Regions from separate parts of the Homo sapiens genome. Here region 1 is linked to region 2. Evidence: chromatin loops called from intact Hi-C (ENCODE). Cell type or tissue: chondrocyte. All regions are shown on one strand. Links, peaks and the distances in the headings refer to the core of each region. The heading gives the core; the rest is flanking DNA. Region 1 overlaps SORL1 (sortilin related receptor 1). Region 2 holds the start of MIR125B1 (microRNA 125b-1).

Region 1 (9,452 bases), core at 377-8,376, 630 kb before region 2:
CTACTATATTCAGAGCTATGAGGCAGGACCTAGAATCGTGTTATTTTTCTTTCTTTTTTATTTTTTGAGACAGGGTCTAGCTCTGTCGCCCAGGCTGGAGTGCAGTGGCATGATCATAGCTCACTGCGGCCTCGATCTCTTGGGCACAAGCGATCCTCCCACCTCAGACTCCCTAGTAGCTGGGACTACAGGCATGCGCCACCAGGCCCGTCTAGTTTTTGTATTTTTTGTAGAGATGGGGTTGTGTCATGTTGTCTAGGCTGGTCTTGAACTCCTGGGCTCGAGGGATCCACCCGCCTTGGCCTCCCAAAGTGCTGGGATTGCAGATGTGAGTCTGCCATTTTACTAACACCTAGTATAGCATCTGGTATATAGTTAGTGCTTGATAAATACTTATTGACTGAACGCGGTGAGGGGCTATTCATGGTGAAGCTGCAGAGGGCAAGTCTGTGGTCTGGAACCATCCTGAAGAGCTGTGAGAAATGACTTTGGGCTCACAGGGAAATCCTCACGTAGGGCAAGTCCTGGCTTGGGGTGCGCTCTCTTGAGGGGGTATTTGCTGTGCTCACTCTGACTGTGTTTCCTGCACATGGCCGTGTGTTTTCAGGCAGTGAGAACCACCACATTGCCTTAAAGTCTGTCTCTGAGCTTAATCTCATTTGCAAAAGGTGGCATTTCATTTAATTGTTCTCTGAGATTCTTTCTGGCTTTGATATTTTCCTCATTTTTTTTTTGCCAACTGGTAAATTAAGGGGTGATATTATGTTCATGAGAAAGAGAGTTTTCCACAGTTTCTTTTTAGTAGGGAGCCCCTCCCAAAACAGCAAAGCATATTCGCTCATTGACAAAGTGGGTTCACCAGGACAGAGTGGCACACAGAGGTAAACAGTAGATAGGTTCTCGCTGCCAAGGATCAATCAGAAAGGGAAATAAGCTCTCTAAACTGATATTATAAGGCAGTGAGATTATGATTATCATCCTTTTAGCAAAGAGAAAGGAAAGGGCATATGTGTATTTTTCTCTGTAGAATGGTCATGGCTCCAGTGAAGGAGATAGTAGTGAATGCTAAGTTCTAGTCCAAGGTTATTCTCTCCTTGTTTCCTCATCTGGAAAATGGGCAGCCTGAATTCATCAGCAAAGTAGTTCAGGAGTTCTGTAGGTGAAGCATCTTGAGCAAACTCAAAAGTCAAGTGAGTGAGCTGAGATTCCATGAACTGGGCCTCTCTTCCGGGAGTGCTCGTAAACTAGATTTCAGCTTTCCTTCTGAGGTGAGCAGTCCAGGGAGGATAATAAGCCTGCTAAATATAGTGAGAACACAGTCTTGAAAGGGGACAGTGAGAGGCAATTTGCATACCTAGCATTTAAGCCATGCAAAGGGATGGTTTGGGAAAACCTTGTTCTCCTTGGACCTCAGGAGGCTGTCTTTGACTTCCTCAGTTTCGTCATATAGTTCAGGGGAGTGCCTGGCTCCTTCTGTCCTCACAGTTGAAGGACAGGATATTTGTTTTATGCTATATTGTAGAATTTTAAAAACGCTTCTTTGTATTTCACTGCTAGTGAAGCAGAGAAATGAATCAGACTGCCTTATTTGTCCTCCTTGTACTGCGTTTTGGGAGGAGGCTGTGTAGGAGTTGTGAGGACTGCAAGCTGTGGGAGTCTAGGACATCCTGATTTTTGGGTTTGACCAATTTGAAAGAGGTGTAGAGAGGGTACCTGTGACCCATTCTATTCAGTGGCCCCACCTCCTGCATAAGCCTCAACAACTATACAGATTTCGGTGGTTTTATTGGAAACTTCTCATCATTGGCTTAGACTTGCAACCCTAATTCCCCCAGAAGTGCTCTGTGTGAGCTAACAGGTAAGAAATGATTAAAGAGCCTACAGGGTGCCTGGCACCTAGCAGACCTCAGTGCCTACTTCATCCGCAAGTGAACGCATGAGTAATCAGTCCCTTCATCCAAGCCATTGACTTCCTCCCCTCTATTTATAACAACCCAGAACTTGAGGACTGGGTGGTAGCAGGTCCTTCCCCTCACTCTGAATAATAGGAGGTGAATCATTTCACCTCTCCGGGTTGCCAGGGCACGCAGGGGGCTGAGGGACAACACTTGTGGGGTGATATGGACTTGTTCGATGAAGATGCCGAGGCGAGTCAAGGTGTGGGTGGCATCCACTGTTGTGAGCTGGCGGTGGATGCTAGCCTTGGGCCTGCGGCTGTTTCTCCAGCTGGGGACAGGGAGGCCTGTGCGGATGCTGTGGCTCTGCAGATGCCGCTGACAGCACTTTGAAGGATTGGTTTGGCCAGAGACCCAGTCCACAGCCTGCCTCCTGTATGACTCATTCTAGCTGCATATTTTGGTAGCATGAGGGCTTGAGATGAGATAAAAGGAGCACTTCTTAAGAGTGGAAGCTCCTAGGTTCTTGATTAGCACTTGAGAAATATAATGTTCTCTGCAGGTCCTAGAGGCCTTAAAAAAATTTGAGTATATTTCACATTACATAAAATTAGCCATTTTAAAGTGAACAGTTCAGTGAACTTAATATCGCCGCAATGTTGTGCTACCATGATTTCCAAAACATTTCCATCGCTCTGAAATAAAACCCCTTACCCATTAAGCAGTGATTCCCTCCTCTCCAATCTCCCAGCCCCTCGTAACCACTAATCAGCTTTCTCTCCCTATGGATTTACCTATTCGGGACATTTCATATAAATGGTGTCATGCAATCATGCAATATGTGACCTTTTGTATCTGGCTTCTTTCACTTAGCATATTGTTTGTGAGGTTCAGCCACATTGTAGCATATATCATCAGTATATCCTAGAGTTTTAATGACCATCCCAAATCCCCAAAGACAAGCCCCCCCGCCAAAAATGGTACATCTTTCTAGCTACCGTCATTTAGTTCCAACTCCTGCCAGGAGGCAGGGGAATCAACTAGATTCATTGTTTCCCAAAGAAGCTGCATTAGAAATACCTGGGGTTGGGGTGTGTCTCCTTTTTTTTTTTTTGAGACGGAGTCTCGCTCTGTCGCCCAGGCTGGAGTGCAGTGGCATGATCTTGGCTTACTGCAACCTCTGCCTCCCAGATTCAAGCAATTCTCCTGCCTCAGCTTCCCGAGTAGCTGGGACTACAGGCACGTGCCACCGTGCCTGGCTAATTTTTTGTATTTTTAGTAGAGACGGTTTTTCACTGTGTTAGCCAGGTTGGTCTCCATCTCCTGACCTCGTGATCTGCCTGCCTTGGCCTCCCAAAGTGCTGGGATTACAGGCATGAACCACCACGCCCGGCTGGGTGTGTCTTTTAAAAAAGACTGATTCCTGGGCTCCAGGCAGAGGGCGACAGAGCCGGTAGGCGTGGAGTGGGGCCTCTTAGGTGATTCTGACCTTCAGTGGGGCATGGGACCCCCCTAGGCCAGGTGATCTTTGGGGGGTGGGGTGGGAGGAGTTATCTTGACTCTTAACGACCTGCCAATGAGCCAGATGCTGTTTGTTGTTTATGATGCAGTTTCTGTGTTCAGAGGTTTCTGTGGCATGTAATTTTTCTCTGTTTGCCTTCTGAGGGGAGGCACTCGGCCCCTCCCTGCTGCCTTAACAGCTCCAATTAATTGTGTCTCATTTATCAAGCTCCAGCTATGCCCTGTGAGCTAGACAGGGGAGAGGGAAGGTTGTTCACACCCCGGGGTTGTGGTTATAGCTGATTGCACGTCAAGGTTATGTTCCTGGGAAAACCACCCTCCCACCCACTCCCAGGCCAGTGTCTTCTGGGTGTGGGACCTGTGTGGGGGATTGGCGATGGAAAAAGGCTTGGGGAGGAGGAAAGGGGAGATCAGGGGGAGATCCTTGGGGATGGATGGAAAAGGAACCAAACAAACCGGAAGCCACTGATTAAGTAAAGGGATCTAGGGACCTGTGGGTTGTTCTTGATTGCTGGGGTCTGCCCTGGGCTGCTGGTGTCTTGGCCACATGCCATGGAGAGCTAGCAGGAAAAGCCTGCTTTGTTGACTTCTTTTCTTTCCCCTGGGGGTGAGGATGGGGGCAAGGTGGAGACAGAGGAGACAGGTGAGGCCAGAGGGTAGAATGCATGTCTTGATAATAAAATTTACTTCCTGTCAGCCTGCCTGCTGGCTCCCCTGTCCTGCGCGCATCCATTCCTGATTCCTGCAACTAGGTCTGCTGTGGGGGGATGGGCACCCGGGCTGCCTTGGGGATCAGCTGTGACTCACCAGGGAGTTATTCTTATGACCAGGATGTGCCTGACATCTCGCCAAGCAAAGGAGCTGAGCTGTTCCTGCGAGTGCCTGGTGGCCCTCGTACAAGTCATTTCTTGCCAGGGATTTTATCCCCCTACTGGGCTGCCCCTTTTCAGTCTGCTCTTATGAGTAAAAGGGACATCTAATAAAAAAAGCTTTCCTTAAAAAAAAGAAGAGAAAGAAACAAAGTAACAAACAAACAGGTGTTTTACCAGGCTTGCCTTCTAGAGGTTTTCTTTTTTTCTTTTTTTTTTTTTTTTTGAGGTGGAGTCTCGCTCTGTTGCCCAGGCTGGACTGCAGTGGTACAATCTTGGCTCACTGCAAGCTCCGCCTCCCGGGTTCACGCCATTCTCCTGCCTCAGCCTGCCGAGTAGCTGGGACTACAGGCACCCGCCACCACGCCCGGCTAATTTTTTGTATTTTTAGTAGAGACCGGGTTTCACCGTGTTAGCCAGGATGGGAGTTTTTCTTTGTAGAAAAGCCCTTGGATGTTTTGAGGCTTGCCCTTGGTGCTCTTCTCACCTTTCACCTGCCTTGGGATTGGTGAGGAGGTCTCCTGTCCTCTGAGTAGATCGATTTCAGCAAGTTATCTTCAGACCTTTTGCCCACTCTGATCACTGAAAGCTTTGCAACCTACTCAAAGCATTATCTGAGTGTTACCTGCCAGAGGGAGCATTTTGATGTCATCTTTGAGGATGCCCAAGTTGAATATTTGAGGACTTTTTATCCCAGATCCCAGGGGAACATGGGTGATTTTTTTTTTCTAGGTTCCTAGTCCTTTATTGTATTGACATTTGCATAGTTTTCTATCCCCACTCTGGTTCAAGAGTGCAGATGTTTTGGGAGGGGAGGAAACTTTTAGCTGGGATTCCCAGGGCACATGTGTTGTGAGTTTCTGATCTCCAGATGGATCCAGGGGATTGGGCTGGAGAGGAGGAAAAGGGAAGGCTTCAGCGACCGGAGGAGATTCCTTTAGCTGCTTTCTCTTTGTAGCATTCTGGATTAAATAATTTATTTACTTCTATTTCTTATTTGCACTTCTCTGTTAGTGCTTGCCTGGACTTCTCTATCTGGGAATGAGGAGAGACATTTTGGAAGGACACATATTCCTAGGTCCTTTTCTTTAAAGTAAGGTCGCCTTTCAAATGTTTTTCAAAAAGAGTTTGATCCTGGATCAAATTAAATGCAGGTATTTAAAACTCCAAGTAACGTCGTTAAGGATTAGCTGCTTTGTCCTTCTGCCAGCCAAATATGTGGCACAGGTGTTTCTCTTTTCCCTGATGACATCTGAGAGCACCTCAAGGAGTGGGTGGGGAAAGTTCGAGTGTGCTGGGGGGAGGAAGCGAGAGAAGGAGAAAGGAGCTGTGGGTTTTCTGCCGCAGAGCCTTGATGAGAAGACAGCTCGGAGGGCAGGTTGGCCCAGGCTTGAACTGTCATCAGTCTAGGCTTACTCGTGGGTGGGGTGGACTGTGCGGGCTGGAGTCCCAGAAGCTTGATTTCCTTCCACGTGTGCCTCAGACAGCTGAGGTTGAGGAGGCTGGTGGAATAGGCTTCTCTCAGACATCGCTCAGCAAGAGAGGCAGCCTGTGATCCTGGTTTCATGGCATTGTCCTGCTTCTGAGTGTTGGACCACCTCTCAGAATTTTTTTTTTGAGACTGAGTCTTGCTCTGTCGCCCAGATTGGAGTGTGGTAGCTCAACCTTGGCTCACTGCAACCTCTGCCTCCTGAGCTCAAGCGATTCTTCTGCCTCAGCCTCCCGAGTAGCTGGGACTACAGGTGCATGCCACCATGCCTGGCTACTTTTTGTATTTTTAGTAGAGATGGGGTTTCACCGTATTGGCCAGGCGGGTCTTGAACTCCTGACCTCAGGTGATCTGCCCGCCTTGGCCTCCCAAAGTGCTGGGATTACAGTCGTGGGCCACCGAGCCTGACCAGCTCTCAGAATTTTTGTTATTCCTGTCATGACTTTGCTTTCCACAGAGTGGGTGGAATGTATGGTTCAGGTGTTCAAATGCCAGTCCTCAGACAGGTGTCCATCAGCCAACAGTGAAATAAGAAAATAAAAGTAATGTAGTTTTCCATACAGTGAAACAATGGTTCTTTATTCTGAGATGATATGCTTCCTCAGTTTTCAGTGTTAACACATCTTTGAAAAAATGACAATGACTCTAGATAGTGGTCATATTGCCCTGTAAGGTGAGCTGCGTAACAGACAAATCCCAAAGGCTCAGCGTGTGGCTGAGTTGAGGCTCCGGGTTATGAGAAGTTCAGGATGAGTGCTACTGGTTAGCGGAGGTCTTTTCCATGGGGATGCAGCCTCCTTCCGTCTTCGGCTCTGCCCTCCTCTGGGGCTTTGGAGTCCTCTGAATGCGGCCTGCGGATGGGGAAAGAAAAGAGGACTGCATGGGGGCCAGGCCGATAGTGGCCCTGATGACTTCTCTCACATTACACCTGCTGGAACTCAGTCCCAGGCCACACCTTCTGCCCCACAGCCTGGACCAGAGTCTGCGGTGTCCTCAGGAAGCAGAGGAAAGAGATTGAGAGAGTAGCTAGTCCTGTTTTTGTGATGTCCTTACTTGGCAGAATAGAAGTTGCCAACCAGTCCTCTGTTGGCCTTCCTCATTTTTATTTTATCGGTTTACCAAATCTAAAAGTCTGAGAACTAAAATATTTCCTTATTTGAGACCTTTCAAAAATAATTTTGAAAAGCTTCACAATGATACTTCTCTCATTTCTCATTACCAGCTGAAAGTGAATGACAGTACCACCAAGCCAGAAAAAACATAGTTGGAACAGAAGTTTGAAAAGCATGTGATCTTTCTGGCCTATGAATTTTTTTTGAACAAGGGCAATGTTTCCATGCTTTGGTTTAAAATCTTACCAGTGCATGTCATACATAGAGTAAGGATCAGAGTAACCAGAGATTGGTATCATAAAGGATGAAAATAATCAAAGGAATTGGTTATGCCAATGAGAGCCCAAGAAGCTTTTCTACAATCTCTTTACATCCAAAATAGCAGGGGACTCATTTCTTTGTGGGGAAGTTGAGTGTGACAGAATATGCATGAGGTGGGAGGGGAAGAGGCCACCTTGGCCCAAATGCTTTAGATGGCAGAATCTTCATCATTTCTGCTTGACAAAGGAGGAAAGAGTCTTGATTTAGAATGTGTGTGGCCATCACTTATCGTGGGTCCTAATTCCTACATTGATCTCTTTCAGGTTAGTCTGAATGATTCCCACAATCAGATGGTGGTGCACTGGGCTGGAGAGAAAAGCAACGTGATCGTGGCCTTGGCCCGAGATAGCCTGGCATTGGCGAGGCCCAAGAGCAGTGATGTAAGTGTTGTGTTGGCTCTGGGCACACCTTGGTGCCATCAACATGCCCTTTTCTGGTCCACTGGGATTATCATACTGGAAAAAGTAGTGGGTAATTGGAACATGGAATGGATGAATTGTATGACAGGGAAGATAATCTAGAAAATGATATATCCCTTGTTTGCTGAACACAGGGAGGTGCAGTCAGTGTTGCAAACAGATCCATGCAATGTGTGATTACCTTTGGGAAGTAATAGCATATGGACTGGATTGTTGCATCTGCCCAAGAAAATACCAGAGTGCCTTCCTGGGCAGAGCTGCCTGCCTGCAGCTGAGCCCGATGGAATCAAATTGGCCTTTCCCATATGCTGGTTTCTTCTAACCCATTATAGTGGGATGAGCTGTTGAAACTGATTCTCTAATATTCTTAATTTCTATAGCTGGGTATTTGTGATCTTTAGTAGGTGAGGTACTTTGAAGACTCAAGATGCCAAGGGTTATAAACTCAAAGGCCTGTGGGAGGCCGGGCAGGTAAAGGACAGGAGTGAAGCCACCTTCAAGTTTATAACACTCTTTTCTATTTTTTTTTTGAGTTGGGGTCTGGCTCTGTTACCCAGGTTGGGGTACAGTGGTGTGATCTTGGCTCACTGCAACCTCCGCCTCCTGGGCTCAAGCCATCCTCCCACCCACTCAGCCTCCAGAGTAGCAGGAACTACAGGTGCACACCAGCATGGCTGGCTAATTTTTGTGCTTATATATATTTTTTGGTAGAGATGGGGTTTTGCCACGTTGCCTAGGCTGGTCTCGAACCCCTGGGCTCAAACAATCCGCCTGCCTCGGCCTCCCAAAGTGTTGAGACTACAGGCTTGAGCCACCACACCTGGCCATTACAACACTCTACCTCCTCAGAGAAATATGGTTTCTCCCATTTTTCTTGAAGTCTGTGGCCTTGTTGGACAATATATGTCATTTCCACTTTTGATGGAGATGCACATTCAAGAAACATTCTCCCATATCTTAATTTGAACATACTAATGGATACTTGGTTCCTGTGTTGGAGAGACGTGGGGAAGGGGAAGGGCCTTTGGGGACCGGGAGAAGCATGCTTCCGAGGAGCATTGACTGTCAGCTCCAGGCTCTGGTTGCCGTGCAGGATGCTGGGCCCAGTGTTGCCACATCTTCTGGTTTTCCAGAGGAACCCAGAGGTCTGGAGTTTCATGTGAAAACTGCTGAGTCTTACAAGTTGGCAGCCAGTGTATAGTTTTTACAGACACCGCGTGAGCCAGGTAAAACACATGTAAGGGCCAAAGCTCGCCCAACGGCTGGTCCCAGGTCTGCGGCCTGTGCTCTGGACTCCTCCTTGTGGGTGAGAGGAGCAGCCCCTGCCTCAGCCTGGGGTCTGACACTGTGGCAGCGCGAGGCTGCAGACGGAACACCATGCTTTACAGCTTCGGTCACCCTGCATTCTGGCCGGGGGAACCTTCTGATGAATTTGCCAGCACTTTCACACTAGCCTTAAGGATACATTTATAATTCTTGAATGCGGATTTGGTCTCTGTGAGGTCCCTCTCTGTATATCCACTGTCTGGGTTGGGTGTGTTGAGAAGCAGGTGTTGGGAAGTTGTCTCAGGGACTGTTTCCAGGGAGTTGAATTAGGGCAGCCACAGAAGGGAAGACAGAAGGGCTGGCTGTCAGGATGCATGACTTTGCCCGGGGTGGGTTCTGAGCCATGCTGTGTGGGAGACCACCGCTACTGATGGCCAGTCTGGGTGTAGTGCTCTGGGGCAGGGCTAGACTTGTTTGGGGCAATGACTTTGGCCCATTTATAAATATGATCAGGTTTTGCAAGTAAAAGCTGTGGCCACCACAGACAGCTGTGTCTGAAT
Region 2 (9,452 bases), core at 1,041-9,040:
AAGAAGTAAATTATGATAATTACTCTGAATGGTCGGATCCTTGAGCATTACTAATTAGCATTTATTGCCTGGATTATAGAACAATACATGTGAAACCGAACTGCGATTGCTCTTTTACGTTGAAGACTTGAAAAGGCAATGGAGCAAAAAGCCAGCATCATCGGTAGTGTAGTCAGTAGTTTACATCTCCTTGATAGGACGCAGAACCCCTCACTTTGGAAACACGCAAATATGGTCCTCAGTATTTATGGCCCATTCATTTTTTTTTTGTTAGTCACATATTTACATAAGATATCATAGTCATGGTAGACTAATGAGAGGAGAAGCATTTTGGTTATGTCATTTCGGGATAATTTTATCAGTTGTGAGAGTTTAACAATAAAGAACATAAAACTTGCTGTTTCATAAAAATATGAAATTTTCCTGGAGAAATTTTGACTTAATAAAGGAACAAAGAACTCAGTTTGTAGTGAATAAAATTTTACATTCACTTCCCCACTTTCTCATAGAAGATCTACAGTTGGGGATAACCGATAAGAGGCAATTGGTTTCTGGCTTAAGAGCCTTTTTCATTAGGAATTTTCGGTAAATTAAAGTCTGAAATTAGAAAAACATTAGACATTAATCAACAGACCAACACCAGTCACGTAAATAAATGGCATTCGTATAATTTGGCAGCTGAAATTCTTAAATAATCTGGCAGGTACAAGGAGAGAAAGAGGAAAAATGAACCGTTCATCATTCTCACTGCGGTCTCACCGTTTCCCTCCACACCCCATTACAGCGAATGAAGAGAAAGAACATCGTAAAATATAAAGCCGGTACTAAATACAGTCACTAGTCTTCCAATACCTTCCATGGATTCCCCACCCTGATCCTTTCTAGTTTGAAAGAATAACTTTGACTAAATCTGTGAGGAGATAAAACAGGCTGGTGATAAAAATTAATTCTGCTGAATGAGCAAATGCATTTGGATTGCAGAGATGCAAATAAGATAATACTTTTCTTTTCCTTTGACATACCAAGAGGATTACTTTAGAATGTTAAATTTGATTTTATTAGAATATATTAGCAGTGTTTTAATTAATACCAATCAAACATTTTCTTTCCCTGAGGCTTGATGTGTTCCTCGCTTTCTAAATCATCTGTCTTTTTTTCATCAAAAAGCCCCTCTACCAAATTACCAAAGCCTTTGTTACATTCTTTATAATTTTACTGTATTCAATGGAAAATTATGAGCTCTTTACCTAAAGGTGTCTTGCCTATAGTAATATATTCCCAGGTTCTAGATTTAAAATGAATACTGTTCATTAGTACACATATTTTTTAAAGGTAGAATTAGAGACTTGAAAAGAAATATCTTCTGTATTTTTCTTTTGGGGAAAAATGTTGCAAAAGGAATTTTGGCTGGTTCATATTATTTGGCTTTTATTCTCACTAGAGCTTCCTAGAGCTGTTAAATTCCAACTGCCTTGGTTTTGAGCTGGCATTTCTTTGGAAACAGAGGCAAAAAAGGAATTTTTAAAAAGGAGGTGGGGAGAGAAACTAGTTAAAAATACGGTGAGCCAGTGTGCCCTGTGAACTGAATTGTAACTGTGTGTTCCAAGGAGGTGCTGCATTGCATTTCACTCATTATCCTCTCCTTTTCTCTCAAGCTTCCTGTCCTTCTGTGTCCGAAAGCTCCAGTTCACTTCTTTCTCTTTTCTTCCCGCAACGCACCCCCGCCCCAGTTCCCCGCCTTATTTTTTTTTTTTTAATCTGCCAAGCTGGATTTGCACTTTTAAAGATCAGTATCAATAATGCCCTGCTTGTTTCGGTTGCACTCTCCCTTTAAAAGACAGCCCCCTCTAATTGATGCGTCTGGGCTAGTCTAGACTGGTAGTGATTGAACCAACCACCAATTATGTTATTCATTTCACTGAACTTCACTGATGGGCTCGGTGAGGAAGAAGGGGTGTTGAGAAACCTGCCCTTGACTGAAGCAGTTGCCTGCTGAAATATAAAATCTTGTGTCGTTATGCACTTTTAAATGCCTGGGTGATCAGTTGTATGATAGCAACCTCGGAACATGAGCAATCCACTTGAAAACATGTAAAAACCTGAGAGTGCCTTGAAATACAAATTAAAACACTTGTATTAAATTACTACCCTGTTATCACTGAAAATCACGGAAGAATTTTACCTGGCATGTTTTTATTGATCCATGTATACATTTTCATAGAGTAAACTGCAGATATATTTTAACTTCAAAAAGCACCAACTGTTTTACAAATGTTGGATATGAATAATGTGGTAATATAGATTCGTAAGTTAAATAGATGCCTTGCTATAATTTCCAAATACCTATGCATACACATCAGCTAAGGTAGGGGAAGTCATTAAACCATTGAATATAAACTAACGATGACTCGACAATCAAATAACTATTTTTTTTGAAGCACATTCGGACTATCAAAGACTGGAAAGTAATATTCTAATATTACTACACAAGAGGTTTCAACAAAAGACGTGGTGCAATCGTTGCATAGTTCATATTCTCAGTTCAATTTTCTGATACAAAATGGTTTCTTGATTGCAATTTGGCATTAATGACTAAAATTGCAATAAACACTTAAAATAAAAAACAATAACAGGCAAAGAACAGTTTCCCTAACCTTCAATTACATGTATAAAACAAGGCTACAACCAATATAAAGTCTTTAGAAGAAGAAAGCATTTGGATTGGGGTTGATTTAGGTGTTTTTCAAACATAGAAGAGAAATGTTGGCCCAATAATACGAAAATTGTTTAAATGATATTTTATACTAGAATTTTTCACAACAAAGGAAAGGTAAGTTACTGTTTCTCTTCCCCAACTACGAGACAGCCCTAAATCACTGAAATGATTCAGTTATAAAAAGTTACAGCTCAAGAAAACTACAAACTAGGTAATGCTAGCCATTACCTTAAGAAAGGATAATTTTAAATGTACAGTTTGGGTGTTATAAAACCTTTTTTGGATTGAATTTAAGTACTGATAAAATTTTCCTTAGTTTTAAAATGAAAACCAGTATTTGTTACTCCCAAAGAATACGATAATTGTGTTTGCTGTTGCTGTTGCTTTCATTTTACATATTTAGAAGATTTATTTCCAATCTTTATCACCTTTATATCCATAAAGTATAACATTTTGTAAAAGATACCAAGCAAGGAGGTGGTATCCCTCCTTTTATTTTTAAAAAATCTTGCAAAGTCATACAAACTTAATTTTTATTAATACCATAACTTCCATCCTTTGTGTGGAATTGCAAGAATAGAATTTTAACCTATTAATATTTTACTCCAAACTATTAGTTTGCCTTTATCTGCGTCTGTATGTTCACTGTCTAGCCATCCATGATACACATGTGTGGACACTGAATATATAATATATTCACATGCCCATTTTAATTGGGCACAATTTTAAGATTAACTGTGGAGTTTGAAAGTTGGAGACATGGGGCATGCTGGGACTTCAGCTGAGATGTTCTGAGGTCAAGCACCAGGTACTGAGCTGTTCTTGTTACGCTCGTATACTACTGCGTGTTGCTCTCAAGGAATAGACCAGGCAGATGAGTTCCACAAGCCTCAGGCATCAATAACATGCATACATACACATAGCAGCCAACACGCTATTAAAGCAAAATATATACCTACTTTAACAGAAATCCAGGAGCTGCCACTCTCTGGTCACCTGATCCCATCTAACAATGAAAACCTCAGAGGTATACTCAATCACCTCAGACAAACTTTCTTTTCTTTTGTTTTTGCTTTAAAGAATAAAATTCCACCAAATTTCCAGGATGCAAAAGCACGACTCGCAGCTCCCAAGAGCCTAACCCGTGGATTTAAACGGTAAACATCACAAGTTAGGGTCTCAGGGACTGAGAGGAGCGCAACAATGTTTTCTTTCTTGAGACAAAGCAAAGCAAAACAAGAATGACAGGCAATTTCTGTTCGAGGTTCATAACTAAGATGCAACAAACAGGTGGTATGGTATTTCTTCTCTAAGCTCCTTTCCTTCACAAAATTGAGATTCCGTTTAAGCCTAATACATATATACACACATACGCAGTATCTGGGGGCGCATATACAATCACGCACATACACATACGATCACGAGTACATCAGAGAAAACTCTTTCAAGATTTGGGCAAAATAGTTCACTAAAACGGAAAATAATATGCACAGACTCAGAAATGCCCAAGTTTTTAAAACCATAGTCTACAATAAGGATTTAGTGTCTTTTCAAAGCTTTAATTTACGACTAGCACAAATGACTGAAGAGAAAATAGGAGGCATCTCTTTCCCCCAGGGCAAGTATGCCGCATGCAAAAATCATAGAAATCGGGTTTTCAAAGGAGAAGACCAAGAAGTAGGATTCGGAGGCTATAGAAGTGTAAAGACGAATAGCGTTCTGAACTCACCCATTCGAAGCGGAGCGGGGCCCGCACAGCCTCCTGTGGCACCATCCCGAGCAAGGGGGGAAAATGAGAGCTCTCAGTGCGCTAGGCTGGGCGAGGTGTTTCAATAGAGGACGGAGAACGGGGGCGGGGAGGGGAGGCGGGGGCAGGAAGCGATACACCAAATCTCGAGACTGTAACTCTGTAGCTTATGCTTTGACGAGAGAAAAAAGGGCAGTTGGGTGGGAGTGGAGGGAGGGGCTGGAACTGATCAAATTTGGAAAATATTCACTTAAAAATTAAAAAAAGGCGGGGGGGGGGGGGGAGTATGAAACCTCCCCAGAGCTGCTTTTTGAAAAATTTCTTCCTTCTTTCTTTAGCGTGCACTTTGCCAGTCCTGCAAACGGAGGCTTCGTCTGCATCAGCTGCTTGGCTGAAGTCAAGGCCAAATCACCAAGAGCGAGCACCAGGCTGTCATTTGGTAGACACGAAGTGGGAAGGGCTGGGTGCGGGCTGGGGAGAGACATTCCCCCCGCACCTCCCGCTGCGGATTCTTTGAAGCCTTTGGCCAATATTTCAGAGGAATCCGAAGCATAATTCCCCTCCATCTTCGCAGACAGCCCCTGGTTCTGTACCTGATAGATTGTCGCTTTCCTCATCAGACTGGAAGTGGGGCTTTCCTGTGCCGCCACCAAAAATGAAAGGAAAAGGAGGGGAGGCAGATGGGAAGATGACCCTTTTACAAATGTTTCTTCTCCTTTTTCTTTCTGTTTTTCATTTCATTTCTTTCTTCTTCTTGTTCTTCTTTTATTCCAGGCCTGAGCAAGGTAGATGGCTGGCTAGTCAAAGAGAATGACAAAGCAGCCACAGCCAGGAGGACACTGGAGAGGCCTCAACGCACTTAGTAAAAATGCTAAATATTTTTTTAGATATTTCCATATGCAACTAAAAACAGTTAGAGCTCTAGACTCTCCCCCTCCCCTCCTTTAAAAATGGAATCATACTAGCAACACAGCTAAATTATGTCTCTTCTCCCTCTGTACAGTGTCTGTTTAGCAGCCCCCCCACCCCCACCTTCAAGACAACTTTTTTCTCACCTCTGTGGGTTCTTCTCAGGCACAATCCTCCGTTGAGCTCAGAGGCTCTCCTTTTTCTCTCCCTTCCCTTTTCCTTTTCCTCTCAGAAAAGCTAGTCTGTCATCATCACACCTAGCTTCTCTCTCGCTCGCTCAACCTCTCTCCTTTTCTCTTTTACCATTAAAATATAATAATAATAATGGCCCTTTCGACATAGCAGCATGAAGTGGCTGCCTTTGAGAAGCACATTTAATCTTTACTGGCTCCCCTAGGCTTCAGTGAAGAAGGAGAAGGCAAGGAAAAAAAAAGGAGAGAGAGAAAAAAAGATTGTAAGGGAGGCTGCTGACGGACAGCAGGCATCAGGCACAAATCAGCGACAAGTTGAATTTTCCTAGACCACACTGCCCCCTTTCTTCTCGGCTTGCTCCCTGGGCTCCTGGAAAGCCTGAGTGTCTGGTTACAGGAGGCAACGGGTCTCTTTTTGCCAACCATGGTGCAGATTCCTCGCATGCCTGCTTAAATCTCTGGCAGAATAAGAAATCAATATCCCCCTCTAATCACCTTTAGCTCTTCGATGGCTTCCCCCCTTTTCTGAGAATCCACTTGGCTCTCCTCGCCGCTCCCCCGCCCTGCCGGGCTCCTACATACAAAGCTTGCAGCCCTGTCATTTCTCACTTCCTTCCATATCTTGGAGACAAGCCTCTCTTCTAATATCCTCTCGCGCTTGCTCCCTCTCCTGTTGTAGTGTGTCTCATCCCTGACTTGCAGTGCTGGATGCACTAAGGCATCTCCCTGACTACTAATGAGGCCAAAAATACATCAGCAGGTCAGGGGGAAGGCCAGACACTGCATTATACAAATACAAAAAATTTCTCAGCCCGCAAGACCTAGAGATCAGGTATCACATTTTCGAAAAGGAAAAACAGGGAGGGAAAGAAGTGAGGAAGGGAGACCACAGTGCAGTTCTCTGCCTAACTGTTTCACATCCTAGGGGAATTTCAAGCACACATGCATGTATGAGTGCAGGTGATGGATTTTGTGAATCTTGGTGGCCTTTCTTTATGGACGGAAAGTCAACAATGCCCAAATATTTCTTTGCAATCAGCATTTAGCGGGATAAAAGAGCAATGATTCGGATCTACATTTAAGATATGTAGACTCTCTGTTCAGGCATGTGATGACTACAGAGCTAAAATTCCCTTTCCTTCCAGTGGCTGGGGTTTGCTCGTTGACTGTATTTGCCATATGTATTAATTTACCATCTATGTGCCCTTGGATTTTGAAATGAACTCATCAGTCACTGAAGCTCATCCTGACCCTTTGCTTTCACTGCAGGCATTTTCCTTATTCCTGAAGCATGTTTTTCCTCTTCAAATGTCTGACAGACACATATACACTTCATCGATCAGCCTCAAGTTCCCCAATAATGACAAGTAATATTTCAGATGACAAAAAAAAAGAGGCACAAGAAAAAAGGAAGACATCCTAAGTTGATTGGGGGAGCATCTCCTCTCATTTCTGTTGGCACTCATTTTTAAAGCTCTGCTCTGCTGTGATCCTTTAAGGCATGGATCTGCCGAAAATTAGGGTCTCTACCTATCTATGTACACAGTGGGTATGTTACCGTTCTAACCCAATTTTCCTGCCTAGAATCATGCAGACAACCGGCAGCGTGGTATTAAATATAATGTCAGATTCTGTAAATAGCAAGGAAAGGGAGAAAGGTATCTGAGGATGCAGGTTTCCTCCAAGTCAATATTTTTAAAAGATAGTTTCTTTGTGCTCAACTCAGACATAATTGTGCTTTGTCTCTGACTGTGAGACCTGCAGAAGCATACCTAGATGCCAAGGAAAAGGAGAAAATGCACAAATAAGAAGAAGATACAGACAGAGGAAGAAGGGAGAGGAGAGAAGTAGAGAGGAAAGGCGAGGAGCGCATAACAGCTAAAGGCAAAATGAGAGTGTTGGATTTTTGTAATACTTTTTTTTTCTTTTTGTCGTTATTGGGAAGGAGAAAGAGGTGGTTGCCAGGAGTTGGTGACTAGGTTAGAATCTTTTTCAGATTTGGCTAACGGGGTGTTTTCACTAGACTGATGGAGAAAAAAGAAACACGCTAGAATAATCATGAAGGGTGGAGCTGTTAAAAAAAAAAGTCTTTGACTCACTGGGTGCCTCCCTGTACACCAAAATGAATCATTCCTAACCAGAATCATCAATTGTCTTAGTGTACTTCTATATGAAGGCCAGATTATGGGAATCATGTCATTGCACCCATCTTCAAAACGAAGGGTAAATAGAGGACGAGATTTCCCGAGACTCTTTTAAACCTCTCTATATTTGCAACAATAGTTCAGCATGATTTTCACATAATAAGCTAATTTGCTCTTGCTTGTATTCACTCTGCTTACAAAGATATACAAATATATAGCTTATGAAAGTTTTGCTATGAACACATCATTTTCTCTATACAACTCAGCGATGTCTTTGGAGGATACTTATTTCAAGCAGTTAACACCTGACCCCAATTTCTGTGGGTAATTAGTGAGCTAGATAACCACACAAAGTGGGTAATTATTTAGTACCCAAGGGTACGCTAGAAGTGGGTAGTGGCTTTGTTAACAAAAGCACATCTCTAATTGTTGTATCTATGATGGGTGTTTTAAAAATACCAGTTACTATATCAAGTGAACCATGATAAATAAGTGAACTAGTTTGCTGTCCTTAGCATATACATATGTATCTTCTATCGTGGGTAATAATATTTACCTCTCTTGTATGGAGTGTTGTGAAGATTAATTAGTTAACATCTGTAAGACTCTCAGAAGATGAAATATTGCTAGAGGCCTTCTAAATACTGTATTATTATTGTTATTATTACCTTGGCTAAAAATCCCAGAATGGGAGAAATGGAGAAGGTAAATGTTATTGTCTGGTCTATGTCTAAGTTTGCAAATATGCTGAGATCACAAACATAATGAGTTTGATTATGGGGAGTAGTTTCCTACCTGACAGAGTCTAACCCACACTGTAATAGAAAAGAAAGGCAGAAGGTATTTCATTGACAGCTGGCTCTGGTTGGATCTGAGGAACTGAACTGGGATAGAAGTGGAGAGGAAAGGGAGGAGCAGGAAGAAGGAGTCACTGATGGGCTGGGAGGAAGCCGAAATCTGCTGGACCACACCCTCCTTCCAAAGTCTTTCTATCCTTCTCTCTCACAAGCAGCAAATAAGCACAAAAACCCCCAAAGAAGATATCTATGCAAGTCCTGGGACAAATTCAGCATAATGACAATCTATCTGCCAGTTACATAGCATTGATTCTGGAGGAGAACCATCAGCACAAATTATTATAACAAATGCACGTACATTTGAAAATATTACAATGTTGAGAATAGGCACACACAGATCAACCTCAGATAACTTTAACCCAGGTTATGAGCAGCGATGAAGAAGCAACTTTTTAATTGCTTTTATGACTCACTCTCGGGGGAGAAGGGGGTATTATTAATTTTTGCCAAGAAAGAAAGAAAATAAAAAAGAAAGGAAAGAAGAAAAAAAAGGAAAAGAAAATCCCATGCTTTCAGGGACCTAATTCTGGAGAACAACCAAGCCTTGAAAACAAACAACAACAACAACAAAAACTTACTGCTGCTTTCTCTGTAAATTGCCCATCTCCTTGAGCTGGCTGTCTGGCTCTGGCTGAGGCAGGACAGACAGAGGCCTCTTGGAATCCAAATCTTCAAGTAGGCTCACCACATTTTTTCTTTCAAAGCAAGGTTGTCCTGGGGATTAACCCTAGGAGTCTGGGAGATGCAAGCATGTGGGGAGGGTGAAGAAAAAGACGCAAAGATGTTGTATTCAGTCCAGTTGACGGCTTCCAGGGAATGGAAAAAGGAAAGGACCCCATGAGCCAGCCAACAGGTACCACTGCCGAAATCTCTGCTGGAGGATGGCCT

The links. Peaks named below come from ENCODE experiments on the same cell type or tissue, not always from the same donor. Only the 100,000 strongest peaks of a DNase experiment are listed, where the experiment ranks them.
Region 1: a loop joins it to region 2, with 2.6 times the contacts of the local background. A loop is called at or near these places in 3 of 110 quality-filtered maps.

What each region holds. Positions count from the first base shown.
Region 1 is chr11:121,462,537-121,471,988 of GRCh38, forward strand. It overlaps SORL1 (sortilin related receptor 1), which reads left to right. Exons shown (of 48, transcript NM_003105.6): 2 at 7,471-7,587. Among named protein-coding and RNA genes, the nearest start is that of SORL1-AS1, 14 kb to the left of the region's middle. RefSeq lists enhancers at 3,232-4,431, 3,995-4,064, 5,480-5,529, 5,910-5,959. In chondrocyte, for the core only: a CTCF peak has its summit at 4,370; a DNase peak (open chromatin) is centred at 4,217.
Region 2 is chr11:122,095,929-122,105,380 of GRCh38, forward strand. All of the region lies in intron 4 of MIR100HG (mir-100-let-7a-2-mir-125b-1 cluster host gene), which reads right to left. It overlaps MIR125B1 (microRNA 125b-1), which reads right to left and starts at 3,916; the gene lies at 3,829-3,916. In chondrocyte, for the core only: CTCF peaks have their summits at 5,931 and 6,135; DNase peaks (open chromatin) are centred at 4,507 and 4,923.